4 separate regions of the Homo sapiens genome follow, and regions 1, 3 and 4 are each linked to region 2. A link is a contact called in ENCODE Hi-C or POLR2A ChIA-PET data. All regions are on one chromosome and are shown on one strand. Each heading gives the region's core, a stretch centred on a gene start or an enhancer-like site at or near the end of the contact. The rest is flanking DNA. Distances are from core to core; before and after follow the strand shown.

Region 1 (3,633 bases), core at 584-3,083, 120 kb before region 2:
TGACGATGCTGGGCACTGGATACCTGAAGTCTACCCTGCACCCACTTGGGTGGGCAAGTGGATGACAGACACTTACCTCCCACCCCTTGTCCCATCAGCTAAGATAAGGAAGGAAATATGGCCTCTGCTGACCTAAGTGTTGTCTCCTCTTTCCACACTTGAGAAGCTGCTTTCTGGACACTTCTAATGGGTCATCGTGTTCGTTAGTCTAAGAAATAGTATATTTTATTGCTTCCATGAATTTACATTATTTTTGCCCTTTAAGCCTCACTTTGAGAAAAACAGATGATTTCTGAGAGGACAGGGTTGGGGTGGGAAGAGAGATTCTGTGTTATCCCCTCTTGTCCTGGGGTACTTGGCATCATGTCAGCATCACTGGCTCCACCGTGGTGGAAGACGCCGTGGCATGGGCTCCCAGATCATCCTGCGAATCCAGCATCAGCAGTTCTTATTAGCTCAACACTAAGCCACCAACCAAGATGTGCTTACCTTCTTTATGCCTTTAAGGCCCACCCCATAATTTCTTTTCATCTCACAACATCCTGGGGCCAAACCGGTTTTCCTTAAGTTTCTCCAGCTGCCATGAAGGCGAAGGATCAACAGCTGTCATTCCTCCTGCCTCAGAGCACTTCAGAAAGGGAAGAGCCTGGGCCCGAGTCTCACCCCAGCCCTGTCCTGTGAGATGCCGCCTAGCTGGGAAGCCCTGCAGGGCCCGGCAGATGGAAGACCCACGTGGCCGGCCCACAATCATTCATGGGGGAGGCATTTGAAAGTGCCGGTGTTAATCTTATTAGTCTATGAGGCCCTCTTGCCACAATGAAATGTGTAAATATTTGTAAATTTACTTCAGCTGCCAGGATGGGTAACATGATAAGGCAAGTGAACTTCCTGGAGATCAGACGTTCACGAGCATGACAAGATGTGCTTACCTTCTTTATGCCTTTAAGGCCCACCCCATAATTTCTTTTCATCTCACAACATTCTGGGGCCAAACCGGTTTTCCTTAAGTTTCTCCAGCTGCCATGAAGCTGCCACCAGCCACACATGCACTGCTGGAGCCTTGGGCCAAGATGTGTCTCACAAGCATGTCCCAGGAAGCCCCCTTGTTGATGCCCTGCAGGGTGAGGCCCCTGTGAAGGTACCTGTTGAAATGGTGCTCCGGGCTTGGCTGGCCGTTGGCTGGGCTGAGTGCCGTAGACAGCTGCCTGTTGGGGGCGAGGCTGTGGGGTGCTGGGCGTGGGCCTGGGGAGTGGTGATGGGCAGGGCGGGCCTGGTGGCAGTGGCCAGGCTGCTCAGACTCCCACTGCCTGGGTGCATGGTTGTGGTTATCCCTTTGGCCAGTGGAGACCCTCCGACTACATTATTCCGGGGCGGCCCTGCCCCTCCTGCAGGCACCCTGTGGAGAGAAAGCAGAAGGAATTCTGATGAGAGGCTCAGAGGCATTCGTGCCATGTGGGCCTCTGGCAGAGCCTCGCTCTGACCTGCTGGCTTTAAGAGATGAAGGCCAACTGATCTGGGGACGAGGTCCTAAAACAATGCCCGTCACTGGGCAGAAGGGCCCTGTTTACAAAACCTTCATGGGGTGCAAACTGTCAGTGTGAAATATTTAAGAGATAGCAAAGCCGCCCTGAGAAACAGAGGAATGAGCTGAACGAAATCTTTTATACCACAGCTACTGCCTTAATTTGTTCTTACAAACAGCTGTGTGTCTCCAGATACATCCAGAAAGAACAGATGACTCAGTCATGTCCCGCGAGGCCTTGACACATCCAGCACATTGGGGAAAGGATGGCAAGGACGCGGGCCCCCTCTGGGCACGACTGCCACCTCGCATCTGCTGGCTGCTGGGAAAGGGCACACACAGCACGACATCCTTCTGAGAATGTCTGGGAGCTTGCAGTTCCATACCAGAAATAGATGCCCTTTCACTCCGAAGTTTCCAGATGACATCAGCTCACACAAGAGGAACACTCTGGAAATGGGGCTTTTCACGCTTTCCCTCTGTGTATTTGCAATTAATCCATGTCCTGGAGGCAGCGATGTGAAATATGGCAGAGTTAGGGGTTTGGAAGCTTCTGTGGATTCAGTTTCAGGGGAATTAAATGTCTTCCATTTGTCCAAGAGCTGGGTAAATTCCTGTTTCTGTCCCTTCAGGATCTTATTTCAAGACACACCAAGAAGCCACAGGTGGGAGAACAGGCTGCCTGCCCCGTCTCCTGTGCCTGGTCCAGCCATCTCCCTGTGGCTGGTATCACTGGGCACGACCTCTAGCAGGGAAGCTCCCGGCAACACAGAGTGAGGGTTTCTGCACAGCAGCTGAGAGGAGAGGGGCCTCTTGGAAAAGGACTCACCTGCTAGGGGACCCTGGGTGGTGTCCTCCTTCCCCAGCCCTCAGAGCTGTGCTGAACTTCACCCAGCAATCAAGCTTGTTAGCAGGTCAGCCAAAACCATGAATTTAAAAATCCCATTTTCTATCATCTGTTGAGCTCACTTTTCCCCGAGGAAATCATTTTTAAAAACTAAATAAAGTGGGCTCACAAATGATGAGTCACTAATTTGCAAGGTGATATTGACAAGTCTGAACACAACAGATACAGACACACATCTGCCTCTCATGACAGCAGAAAACCCTTTCCCTCTGCCCTCATGGCAGGATGGCAGAGATACCCTTGGCTAGTCCTACTTCCTTAGTGCGTGCCCTCACGGGAAGAGCCACATACCTGCTCCCACACCAGGTTTTTAAATGGACTCACAATGCTCAGCTCTGAGCACTATACTCCCAGCCCCGAGAGCCCACCAGCACTTCAGGGCCTCCTAGCACGATGGGGGCAAACACAGGTGGTGGATCCAGGTCTATGCAGGAAGGAGTAGGCCTTCGCCTACCCTCCAATCACTGCCAGATAAGCCTTCTGCTGTGTGGCTTTGGCAATTGTCCTGAACCCAGTAGGGATCAAGAAAGTATAAGTCCTGGGGGCACAGCTTTGGAGGGGGACAGGTGTCTTCCACTTCTGGGGATAAAGACCGAGGCCAGATTTCCTGTTTTGTGCTGAGCTATGGATTGGACTGAGGGACCCATGGCCTTCAACATACTGACCTGGGGGCAGCCGACCCGGGCGCAGTTCCTTCTCTAAGGAACCGGAGAGGACACTCAATGACCTCCTGACACTGCAGTTACCGGGGCTAGATTTGGAGTGGCTTTTCCTTAATGTTTATTCCTGGCTCTGCCATTCTTTGGAAAACACAGACCAAGAGGGCTTGAGGAGAGTGAGCAACCATGAGGTGCACAGCAGAGGTAGAGGGAGGGGACCGGGCCACTCTAAGTGCTCCAGTGTCAGGAGCTGGAGGATCTTCCCATAACAAACTCCCTGGCAGCAGGAGAAGACAGTTCTTGAGGAGACATTTTGATCAGAACAACTAGATTTCTTTTATTGATTCGATCTGCATTTATTGAGCACCTCGTATATGAACATGGTATGCAAGGAGCCAGGTAAACAAGGCTGGAGATGGCTATTGCGGCCCAGGGACTGGCCTGTGAGGGGGGATCCTGAATGCCTGTAGAACTTGCCAGTGGGCTGCTTGGGATGACACCGTGGGCAGAGCTGTCCATCCCGACTACAGCACAGGCAAGGATGA
Region 2 (3,315 bases), core at 474-2,973:
TTAGAGTCAATGAGCCGAGCAGAGGCAAGCCGAGGGCTGTGACGGCCATGAGAACTGGGGTGAGAGAAGAGTTGTGTTGCTTCTACAGGCTTTACAGGAGCACTAGTAGGACTTGGTTCCAGGCCTAAGGAAGGGACCATAAGAGGCCACCCCCAGCTTCGAGGAAGTAGCTCCGTGAAGACCTAGAATGGAAACAGCTCCAGCTGGGAACCTCCAGAATAGCACCCCCCACTCTCCATCACCCACTCTGACTTCTCTTACTTCTCACAGCAGCTCGTTCACCTTGCCCCTGCAAGGAGGGACCCCAGATGTAACCACCGGGGGATTTCTAGGTCCCAAATGCAGGGCAAATGGGCTGATACTCCTACTGGCTCTCTTTCCTCTAAGGGGACAGAGGTGCCTTTGTTTGGCTGGAAAAAGCTCCAGATTGGACTGGGCAGTGAAGGGAAACAGCCACACACGGCCTGGACAGGCTGGGGGCAGGCAGGCTGCACCTGCCCACACCATTTGGCTCCGGCACGGCACTCTTCAAGATCGCACACTTTAAAAAGAGAGGAGGAGATGATAAGGGGAATGTTTAAAAACAACAGGGATGATAAGAGAAGATGGGGGAGTGTGGGGCTTTCTGTTCTGGAACGAGCCCCACTGGGCTTGTTTTCAGCCCTGTGAGCCCCCTCTCACTCAGAATACACATCTGTACTAACATGTGTTTCTCTTGACCACCGTCACTACCCCAGCAGAAGTGCAAGAGTAAGAAAACGAATCACTTGTAAATCCAAGCTTTCAGCCCAGCAGGCTGAAAAGGATGCCTGGGTGATCCCCGGGACCCCACTGAGCCCACAGGCAGACACAGCTCAGGACATTGTCTCTTTGCAGTCAACTAACCTGCACTGGCTTAGGAAGAGGGGAAATAAATGTAGAGTTCATATCACGATGCCAGGAACCAACTCTTTCTCAACTCCAAAAAATGCAGCAAGCTTAACACTTGGTCCTGCAAAACGATGCCACTGTCACTATCTGGCATATACAGGGCGACAGCCAAGAACAGGGTACTGGAGAGTTACTAAGCCATGCCCCCATCTAGGCAGAGATGGGAGTGCCTCTTCTGCAGACACCTACAAGCAGCTGCTGTCCCTAAAGTGAGCTGTTCCAGGCAGGATACAAACACCAGGATCGATGGAGAGCCACTCCTTTCCCATCTGTAATCCCAGTTAGCAGAGGGCTTTGATCTGTTCTGGGACAGACACTTGAAATACAAATGTTCTCAGGGAAGTTATGAAGTACAGTTTCATTACATATTGAATTCACTTGGCTCACCTACCAGAGGCAAGGAATTCCAGCTGGCTTTGGTTCCAGAAGTTCATCCCTCTTTCTTCTCCAAGCCAATGTCTGCCTCTGAGTGGATGGGTGGCCTCAGGCCAGAGCTCGTCAGGGCTGGGCTTTCATGCTTTGTCTTTAGATTGGATGAGACCAGAAGGGTCAGTATCTGGCGGCTGGCCAGGGCAGCCCCGGATTCTGGCCAGGGCATGATCTGAGAGACCATTCTGGCTTCCCTAGGACTCTGATCTCACAGCTGACAAGAGACAAATGCTGCCCCCAGTGTGAGCATGAGACGATCCCCTCAGGAGCTGGCTCTACTCACATGACTTTGAACCAACACACCCGCAAGGACAAACCACAGTTCTCTCACAGCGTTTATCCCACGGTCGCCAAAATGATTGTGCTATGATTCAGTCACTCAGATAAACGCGTATGCCGAGAGCCACCCTGGCTTTGAGAGGAGGCCTCACACAATTCCCTCCTAATCTTCTGGCGCTCGGCGGCATTTCTTCCTCACCCCAGGTCTGTGCAGCGAGTGGGCAGAGGACAAGCACTGGGGACCGGGCTGGGGGCCGGGAGGCACCAGCCAGTCACGCTAGGAGGAGCAGTCGCATGGAAATGCTCCCGAACATCTGGGGCTGCGCTCAAATTTCAAAGTGATTCTTCTGCTTGCACAACTTTACAATCTCGGCATTTGCCAAATGCTTATGTTTTGCTTAATCTGAAATTAGGCAAGGATTTCTAGTCTCTCAATGTCCCTAGAATGGTTTTTCTGCTTAAAGGGGGCTTTTTTTTTTTGCGTACTGAAATTCAGCGTGCTCATGGCTTAGAAAAACAGAGGAGAGAAAGGATCACGATGATCCTCCCTGCCCTTTGCTTTTTAATGCCTGGCCTTCCGTTCAGATGCAGGCCATCCTTGGCCTTTGCCACAGAATCCATCAGGACAAGCGGCAGAGTTGTGCGAGTCCCCTCAGCGGTGCAGCCAGCGAGCTGCTGCTGGCCACATACATCTTTCCTCTTGGCTGGGACTCCAGTTATGTGCCTTCCTGAGAAACCTGACCCAAGACGGATGCGCTAGTTCTTAAAGTCCTAGGATACATCCCCAGTTAGCACCAGGACACTACAAAGGCACTCACGAGCAGAAGCCTGTTCACAGGGAGGCACCCTCGCACTCCACACTGACCTCACTGTGATTCCGTGGTGGAGAAACTGCAGCAACTAATATTTATGTACCTGAAGTCATTTAAACTCAGCCAGTTCTCTTTTTCCAGGCCCAGCAAGTCACAGAAACCAAGGTGGACTTTGACTGTTCTGTACCTCAGAAGGAGCAGGGAAAGAGATGAGGCAGGCCCGGCAGAACGAGACCTAGAACCAAGTCCCTGCTGTGAACGGGGCTGCTGCCAGAGCTATGCCTCCCAGACCCAGGGGAAGAGCAGGGTGGGGGGCTGGGCCTCCCCAGCATGGAGTAGACAGTGTCCCTTCTGAGCGCTAACAGGGAAAAAGAGCCCCAGACCTCTGGACTCTCCTCCACCCCCTGGGGCTGGGGCGGCACCTGCCCACCTGCCCACAGACGCCCCCTCAGGGACAGGCATTGCTGTCGCCCTGTCACCATGGGCAAGACTTGACGCTATCTGTGCACAAGCAGGAAATGCTACACTAGGAGATTCCATCCGGGTGGGAGGTAAGCTGGGGTCCCGAAAACCCCAACACCATGAAAACTTACATCCACAAAACATTTCATGAAACTTACATCTCATGAAAACATTTCATGAGAAACCCACTCATGAAAGTTTAGAGCAGCTTTATTCATAACTGCCAGAATGCGGAAGCCACCAAGATAGCCTCAGGAGGTGAGTGGATAAACAAACTGGGGTCCACCCAGACAATGGAGTGTTATTCAGTGATAAAAAGAAATCAACTATGAAGCCATGAAAAGACATGGAGGAACCTCAAACATGAATTACTAAGAGAGAGAAGCCAGTCTGAAAAGGCTAC
Region 3 (3,602 bases), core at 1,071-3,570, 76 kb after region 2:
GGGCATTGAGGTTCTGAGTGACTTTGACTCCTGTCTCTAGAGGCTGTGATTCTCAGTGCTGCAGATAATACCATCTCCATATTTCCTCCCTGTGTTTGCCTAACAGAAACTCCGATATCTTCTCCTGCTAACTGGCATTCTTGGGTTTTCCTCATCCTGCCAGCTTATTCCTATAGCAACTATTAGGTGGAACAGCTCTCATCTTAAAAACAGTTCCAAACAGCTTAGGGCCCTATAAATTTAATTTTCAATCTCACATTTGGCATTTGTTTGGGGGTAGTTCCAACACATCAGGAAGACAGAATTGCATTCATGGGCAAAAATCAGTACTGATGGTTTTGCCTAAAGACTGAATATAGTATTTACTTTCATAATACCACCTGAGGTTTATATATTAGGACAATTCTGCTCTGTGTCACTTTTCTCACCTGCTCCTAGATGCAAAATGTGCACATTTGCCTGAAGAAGCTGTTGCATAATGCTTTGTTGTACCTCCTGTGTGCTTCTTAAATGTTTTATGCCCCCGTCATGTTTTATCTCCAGCTCGGATTAGAATCCATTGTTTTGCAGTCCATAAATAGTACATCCTTCAAACAGTACAAAAAAAATAGCTACAGAGGATTTGCTGAATTGTAAGTTCAAGGAAAACTATTCTTTCTATCAGGATTCTAGGCAATCTAGGACCAACAGAGAAAATACCCTCGCTACAATTACCCATCTCACTGTTTAATGATCACTGCTGATGGCAAAAACTTCACCTATGAGCACATGAGCTGGGCAGGGCAAACAGAACCACCAAGTGCCCATGGCTGCATGTCGGTGGCATGAGCTCTTCTGGTGTCTAAGCCTCTCTCACTCACTACTCACTCATCTATTTACTCACTCAAGATCTTTCTAAAGCAAACCAGATCACGTATTGTCCTGATTACAGCCTTTCAATGGCTTCCCAACGCACAGAGAACATGTCCCAAACTCCTTTCCTGGATTGCAAAACCACTCGGGCCACCCCGAGGTTCTCTGAAAACACCATGCTCAATCTCTCCTTAGTCTCCCTGTACCAGGCGATTGTCCCCGACCTTTGCCTCCCTGGCCCCTTCTCACCACTCATATCTTCAGCTCTCAGTTTAGACACCATCTCTTTAAAAATGTTCCCCAGCCACCAAATATAAAAGTCATTCTCTGTCATTCTCCATTATAGGTTCCCATGGTGTTAATTACCTGTATGTCACCTGCCCCATCTGACTTTTTTCATGAGCATTTCCTGTTCATTGGCCTCCCTGGCTGGAATGCACACGAGGAGAATACGAAAATCCCTTCCTCATTTGCCACCACACACTTGATGCAAGAAGAAAGGACAGGCACTCCAGCATGTGCCCCGGGAATATCTGGTAAGGGGTGAACAGAAGGAGACTAAGCACATGGAATCTCAGGGCTGCAAAAGCACACGGGAGTCTCAGGATCCATGCGGTGTACGGCTGACGCCGGCTCTGGCCCAGGACTGGCAGTTGCTGATGGGTCCCTCTACTGAGGCAGGGGATCTGCAGACCTCTCAGCTACTGCTCAGACCTCAAGAAGCTTTCCTCAGCCCTTACAAGACACCTGCACAAGGCAATAGCCTGCTCCCAATTGTCTGCCTGAAAGACAACACCTCCCATCTCATCTGCTGCTGACGCTACAGGAATATGAACAGCCGATTTCATTGTTCTCACAAATCACGACACTCTAAATTCAATTTCCTTAATAGTCTCAAACACTCAGAATAACAGAACCATGAGTCACGGAAGTCCGACTCAGCCTCACACAGAGGACAAGAGTCCTTTGGCTGCAATTCCTGATTTCCTAATGCTGTTCTGTGAGGTTTTTGGATGCCTGTTCCCTTTGTGAGAATAGATAATCTGAAGCAGAAGAAAAAGGCCCTATTGCTCTATTTGGGCCACAGAGTGAGGGTCCCCATCCTCTCCAAACTTGCCACACCCCAGCCTGAGGACGTCACTGGGGAAAGAAGATCAAGGCCCAGCTGTGGACTCCAAACCTCTGAGCCCAGACCAGGGCTCACGAAATGTGTCCTGACTGTCTGGCCAAGCAGCCATTGGATTAATTTTACTGGAGTTTTCACAAGGTAGGCACAGCCCAGTAAGGAAAAGTCAAAGCAGGAGGTCTCTTTGGGCTAGGCCGGCCTGGGGCACGGTGGTCAGTGCAGACACAGGCTTCCCACTTGGCCTTGTTGCCATTCACTCCCGCTTCTCCAGTGGCCAATCAGTGCCTGTGTCACTGGGGCGGCTCAGCAGGAAGGCCTGGCCCCATTCTGAGCCCCAAGGCCCAGGACTCTAGGCACGGGCTGCTCTATGGGTGTGACCATCTGCAACGAGGCACGACACAGACAGGAGACAAGGTCCTCAGTGTAGCAGCCAGCAGACTCAGCTGGGAGCTTCTAGACTCCCAGGCCTGGCTTCCACCCAATTGGTGACATTAAAACTGCTAGGGGGAACCCATGCCTCAGGACTACAAAGCTCCCCAGATGGTGCCAAGGTGCTACCAAAGTTGAGAACAGCAGGAAAAGGGGCCACCTAAGCTAGGACACCAACACAGACAAGAGGGGAAGTGATTCCTCAGGGAGCCCACCATGACCAGGGAAAACAGGAGGCGAACAGAGGAGCCACCCTGTGTGGCAGGCTACCTATGACACCCCCGTCTACACCAGAGCCAGCCACTTGCAGGACGAAGGACTGGGAAAGGGAATCCTCTTTCCCAGTCTGATCACTCACAGGTGTCAGGCCAAGAAAACCACCATGAAAGCAGCACTCTGGGGAACATCGTGTCTCAGGTCCAAGCAGAGGTGGTGGGCCCCTGTAGTCCCAGCTACTCGGGAGGCTGAGGCAGGAGAATGGCGTGAACCCGGGAGGCGGAGCTTGCAGTGAGCCGAGATCGCACCACTGCACTCTAGCCTGGGGGACAGAGCAAGACTCCATCTCAAAAAAAAAAAAAAATTATTCAAGACACTAGGGAAACACGCAGGGTGGGAACAGAAAACTGGCAGATACAGAAGCCAGAGAAGAGGGACTGCAGGGACTGGGGGAGAGAACTGCCGAACCCTCACCATGGCGAGGCGGGGAGACAGAGAGTCCCAGGGGCCCTCCCAGCAGAGCTGACCGAACCAAGCCAAACCTCAATGCCTGAGGCCAAGTGGGAGGGAAGAAGGTTGTGTGGGAGGGAGGACGGATGGTTATAAATCTGATTTTCTGCCAACAAAATGTAATACGAGCTTATGTAGGAAATTTCAAAAGATATAAAGAAAAAAAAAGGACATTCCTAAAGTATTTCTTCCAGCCATTTTTTCCCCCAATGCATCTATACCCATATGGCCCTAGAAAAGGGGAGAGGGTCCCACAGCAAGATGAATTTTGTATACTTTTTTTCCACTTCAAATGCTCCAATATCCGTCCATCTTTTATAATGGCCATTACTACAAATGAATTTGTCTTTTCTGTTGTTGTTGTTATATTCTTAGGCTGGAATTGTTAGGTCAAGAGACAAACAAACTGCTTTTTCAGAGAGTTTTTGTTTTGAGGTATGTAAGTACAAACTTATTTCGCTCTCTTCTT
Region 4 (3,477 bases), core at 745-3,244, 65 kb before region 2:
CTCGACTGTCTGATGCCAACGTGGGCAGGGGTCTGGCCTGTCAGAGGGACAGAGGAAGGGACAGATGAAGGGACAGAGGAAGGCCAGCATGCCGGGACAACGATCAGGGCCAGGCATGCAGGGAGGGTGTGAGGCTGGGTGGACCCACAGGGTAGACTGCAGTGAGGAGTCTAGATTTATTCTAAGAGCAATGGGCCCCACTGGTGGCTTTAAGCAATAGTGAAGTAAATGGTTCCTGGTTCCATGGCTGTGTGAGAATGAACTGTGGGGGAAGTGGGACCCTCAGAAGCCACATGGGAACCATCGGGTTGGAGTTACCCTGAGGCCTTCTGCCCACATCCCCAGGGGCCCAAGACCCTGTGGGTTCCCTATGACCAGAGCTCGAAACTTTTAGTCTAGAAGGCTCCCTCCACATGCATTTTACACTATCAAAGTTCACCTCAGCAAAGCGGGGGTGGGCTTAGGAATGACAAGGACGTGGTCAGGAGGAGTCTATGGACACAGGCACAAGGTCGCGGGCACTCGGCAGAGAAGGGGCCTGGAAGAGAGACCCCAGACCCAAATGCAGAGCAGATGCCAATGTCCTCAGAGTGACCTGCGGGAACCCCTGAAGCCCTTTTCCCACTGCCCCTCTGACCCCAACCCCTCTCCTCCCACCTGCCTGCTTGGTCACCCTGGCTTAGAGTCCCTCGGCCAGCTCAGGCCACCCCTGGACCTGCTCCCTCCCTGCCCCTCCCCGAAGGCCGCTTTCCCTGCCAAGTCCCGAGCGCTGACAGGAAAACTGCAGTTCCCTCCTCCCAGGTCCTTCCTCCTCTCCTGGTGTTACTTTCTCCACGGAGAGTAGAATCCCCTCCAGACTTGCTTTTCTTCGCTGTTGTGTCCTCCCTGGCAGATGTGGTCTCCAGGGTTCTCCTCTGCTTCATTCAGGCTGCATCCCCGGGGCCTGGCCCGCAGCCGGCGCTTAAGGACTGGATGAACGTGGGACCCCAGGCGGCCTGGAAGGAACTGTGGGGAGGGCACTGCCCTGCCCAGCAGTGGGATGTGCTCTCTCCACCAAAGGCTAAGCCACCAACAGAAACCTAAGGGTGGGAGGAGCAAGTGGTCCTCTGATGGAAGCAGAGATGGAAAGGATGGGCTGCCTTCATTTGTGAGGGGCCAGCCCTGAAGGAACTGTTTGTGGCAGCCAGGAAGCCTCTAGACTGTCATCAGAACCTTCTACCTAACAGACACTGGAGACTCAGCGGGGTGGTAGGGTGGAAGGGGCTGAGGGATGAGAAATTACTTAAAGGGTATAAGGACGGACTGATCACTGAAAACAGGACGTCTGGAAAATGCGGCTGATGTCCCAAGAGCTTCAAACTAAGACTCTTAATTGCTCTCACTTTCAAGGATTTGGGAGGCGTTTATAAAAGCAACAGAGAGTAGCTCTGAGCTCCTCTGCGGGGGTTGAGCAGCAACGAAATGAAGCTGGAATCAGTGCTGTTTCTCATTCTGCATCACAGGTGGAATTCAGGTGGTTACAGAAAGTACCCCACAGGGCACACACACGGTTTGGGCATTTCCCGGACCCGAATCTTAAACGTGCCTCAGCCCGCAGAAGCCTGCACCCTATCCATTGGAAACAGAAAGTATTAACAGAAGGTACCATGGAGGAGAAGCATGAAGACAAGAGAAGAATGATTCCAACTGGCCCAGAGTGTCAACCTTGGTCATAATCCATTGCCAAGTCTTAGAACTAAGGGTGAGGCAGCAACAGCAACCGAGACCTGTAGGATAGATCTCCCTGCAAAGATGGGCTGCTCTGGAATAAAGATGTTTGGGGTCCCCCATGACCCCCCAGTGACTCCACATGGGTGTGCTTGGTTCCAGCTGAAAAATCAGACATGGTTTCTTCTGTACCAAACATAGCCCTGGACCTCAGCCAAGAAGTGCTGCTGTCATCCTACAGGCACCCAGTGCCAAATCTCTCCACAGCTAAGTATGCTTTCACTTCCATGCCTGAAAAGCTGCAAGCACTCACAAGGTCTGCCTGGGGACAAGTGCCTCGGAGCCAGGGCCCGCCCTCAGGGCTGCATGGAATCTGACACCGGTTTCCTCCAAACTTCTTTAAATGTGGATGGTACTTCCTAAGGCCGATCTCCAGGTTCAGACACACTCTCAAGTCCTGAGTGTTGTGATTGGAACACTCAGGAAAGAAGTGAGCATGGGCCTGGAAGAGCGTGGTCCACACATTAATCCATAGAATGAGATGGTGGGAGGAGAAGCTGCAGGTCAGATTGGGGCAGGGTTCATAATCCAACAGCCAAATGTCTCTGCACTAGGAATCCTGAAAGCAGAGAACATTGGGGGTGCTAACTTCAAATTCTGGCATGGAACTGCTCATCAGCTGCGGGCCCTGGATGGGGCTTGGCTGCATCTCTCGCCAGGAGAATGGAGCCTTCCTCTTCCCCTAAGGCTGTTCTGAAGATTCAGTGGCAGACGGATGTTAGAATGCACCAGAAGGATTTGAAGATGTGACAGGGCTCGGTGTTCCAAAGGAAGGTCCTGGAGACGACTGGGGTGCTCTGTGTGGGGTGACAGAGGGGCTGTTTTAAGATTGCTGAGGCCTGGGGACACAGCTGCAAGACGGAAGGGCATGTGCTAAGTGTGGAGAGTTCATGCAGATGAGGACTGAGGAAAGGCCAACCACGTCGGGGGTCAGGAGGTGGGCTGCTGAGGGAGGTGGGTGGCCAGTGGGCTGGGCGCAGGTGGGCCTGGTGCAGGCAGCCTCAGCCCCAGGCTGAGTCAGCCCCACTGCAGCAGACTCTCCCCTGGGCTGGGCCTGCAGCTTTCCCAATGACTTGTGTTATCTGAGACCAAAACAGATGTCCCTTCAGCAACTAAGACAGACCCTATGGTTAAGGAAACAAAGTTACCTATGTGCTGGCATGGTAACTTCCTAAATTCCTGGGCTACAAAGAAAGCCACACTCTTGCTAAACTCCCTAACAATAGGTGCTATCAGACCCCTCTGATTTATAACCCAGACCACTGCAACTCTGATGGGACAGAGGACAGCCCTTACAAACACCCCTTTCTCATAAGCAACTGCAGACCTCAAGCCAGTTTCAGCAACTTATGGAGGCTGTGCACAGGCTGTCTTTGTGTCCTATAGTTCACCTGTTGATGGAAAGAGCCAAATTCCACCTCATTTTAATGCTGAAACCCCACCCTAAAGTGACATGAGATGTGTGTTACGTACATGTTTGCCCATTGCACATGCACTCAGCTCCCCTTATAAACATGCACAGCTTTCCCCCAAACCTGCTAAACATGTCTGATTCTACTATGTAACACAGACCCTGCGAGCCATAAAATCCAACTGCCCTTCCCCTTCTGCGAAGCGAGAGCACCTTCGTTCCATGTCAGAGACTATCTATTCCTGGCTTGCAAACTGATGTCACCAGTAAAGCTGTCCTTTCTACTATTTAGCCATCCT

Evidence for each region. A loop is a pair of places that touch in the nucleus more often than their neighbours do. ChIA-PET counts read pairs that join two places held with the same protein, here RNA polymerase II (POLR2A). Pooled maps may share reads with other maps.
Region 1: a loop to region 2 is called in a map of ascending aorta, with 2.7 times the contacts of the local background. The contact joins two enhancer-like sites. A Hi-C loop is called at or near these places in 9 of 168 maps with a recorded cell type or tissue (IMR-90, aorta, ascending aorta and 5 more), 1 of 37 single-sample maps with no recorded cell type and 9 of 50 pooled maps. POLR2A ChIA-PET finds 5 or more read pairs at or near these places in 1 of 52 experiments (AG04450).
Region 3: a map of sigmoid colon shows a loop between it and region 2 (4-fold over the local background). The contact joins two enhancer-like sites. A Hi-C loop is called at or near these places in 18 of 168 maps with a recorded cell type or tissue (IMR-90, MCF 10A, Right ventricle myocardium inferior and 13 more) and 18 of 50 pooled maps. POLR2A ChIA-PET finds 5 or more read pairs at or near these places in 1 of 52 experiments (MCF 10A).
Region 4: a map of heart right ventricle shows a loop between it and region 2 (2.6-fold over the local background). The contact joins two enhancer-like sites. A Hi-C loop is called at or near these places in 8 of 168 maps with a recorded cell type or tissue (PC-3, Right ventricle myocardium inferior, cardiac septum and 4 more), 1 of 37 single-sample maps with no recorded cell type and 10 of 50 pooled maps. POLR2A ChIA-PET finds 5 or more read pairs at or near these places in 2 of 52 experiments (WTC11 and activated CD4-positive, alpha-beta T cell).

What each region holds. Positions count from the first base shown.
Region 1 is chr2:109,434,656-109,438,288 of GRCh38, reverse strand. SH3RF3 (SH3 domain containing ring finger 3) reads right to left here. Exons shown (of 10, transcript NM_001099289.3): 7 at 1,143-1,396. It also overlaps a transcript of RANBP2 not described here. Among named protein-coding and RNA genes, the nearest start is that of MIR4266, 120 kb to the right of the region's middle. Within about 2 kb of position 1,833, at least 9 of the 41 ENCODE cell types and tissues checked have a DNase peak (open chromatin) inside an H3K27ac peak, as active enhancers do; they include ascending aorta, gastrocnemius medialis, heart right ventricle and 1 more, where a contact is called at or near this core.
Region 2 is chr2:109,316,904-109,320,218 of GRCh38, reverse strand. The region is part of intron 1 of SH3RF3 (SH3 domain containing ring finger 3); the gene reads right to left. It also overlaps a transcript of RANBP2 not described here. Among named protein-coding and RNA genes, the nearest start is that of MIR4266, 4.9 kb to the right of the region's middle. RefSeq lists enhancers at 1,372-2,360, 2,361-3,315. Within about 2 kb of position 1,723, at least 23 of the 41 ENCODE cell types and tissues checked have a DNase peak (open chromatin) inside an H3K27ac peak, as active enhancers do; they include IMR-90, ascending aorta, gastrocnemius medialis and 6 more, where a contact is called at or near this core.
Region 3 is chr2:109,241,154-109,244,755 of GRCh38, reverse strand. The region is part of intron 1 of SH3RF3 (SH3 domain containing ring finger 3); the gene reads right to left. It also overlaps a transcript of RANBP2 not described here. Among named protein-coding and RNA genes, the nearest start is that of MIR4266, 71 kb to the left of the region's middle. Within about 2 kb of position 2,320, at least 21 of the 41 ENCODE cell types and tissues checked have a DNase peak (open chromatin) inside an H3K27ac peak, as active enhancers do; they include IMR-90, gastrocnemius medialis, heart left ventricle and 4 more, where a contact is called at or near this core.
Region 4 is chr2:109,381,670-109,385,146 of GRCh38, reverse strand. The region is part of intron 3 of SH3RF3 (SH3 domain containing ring finger 3); the gene reads right to left. It also overlaps a transcript of RANBP2 not described here. Among named protein-coding and RNA genes, the nearest start is that of MIR4266, 70 kb to the right of the region's middle. Within about 2 kb of position 1,994, at least 8 of the 41 ENCODE cell types and tissues checked have a DNase peak (open chromatin) inside an H3K27ac peak, as active enhancers do; they include heart left ventricle, heart right ventricle and psoas muscle, where a contact is called at or near this core.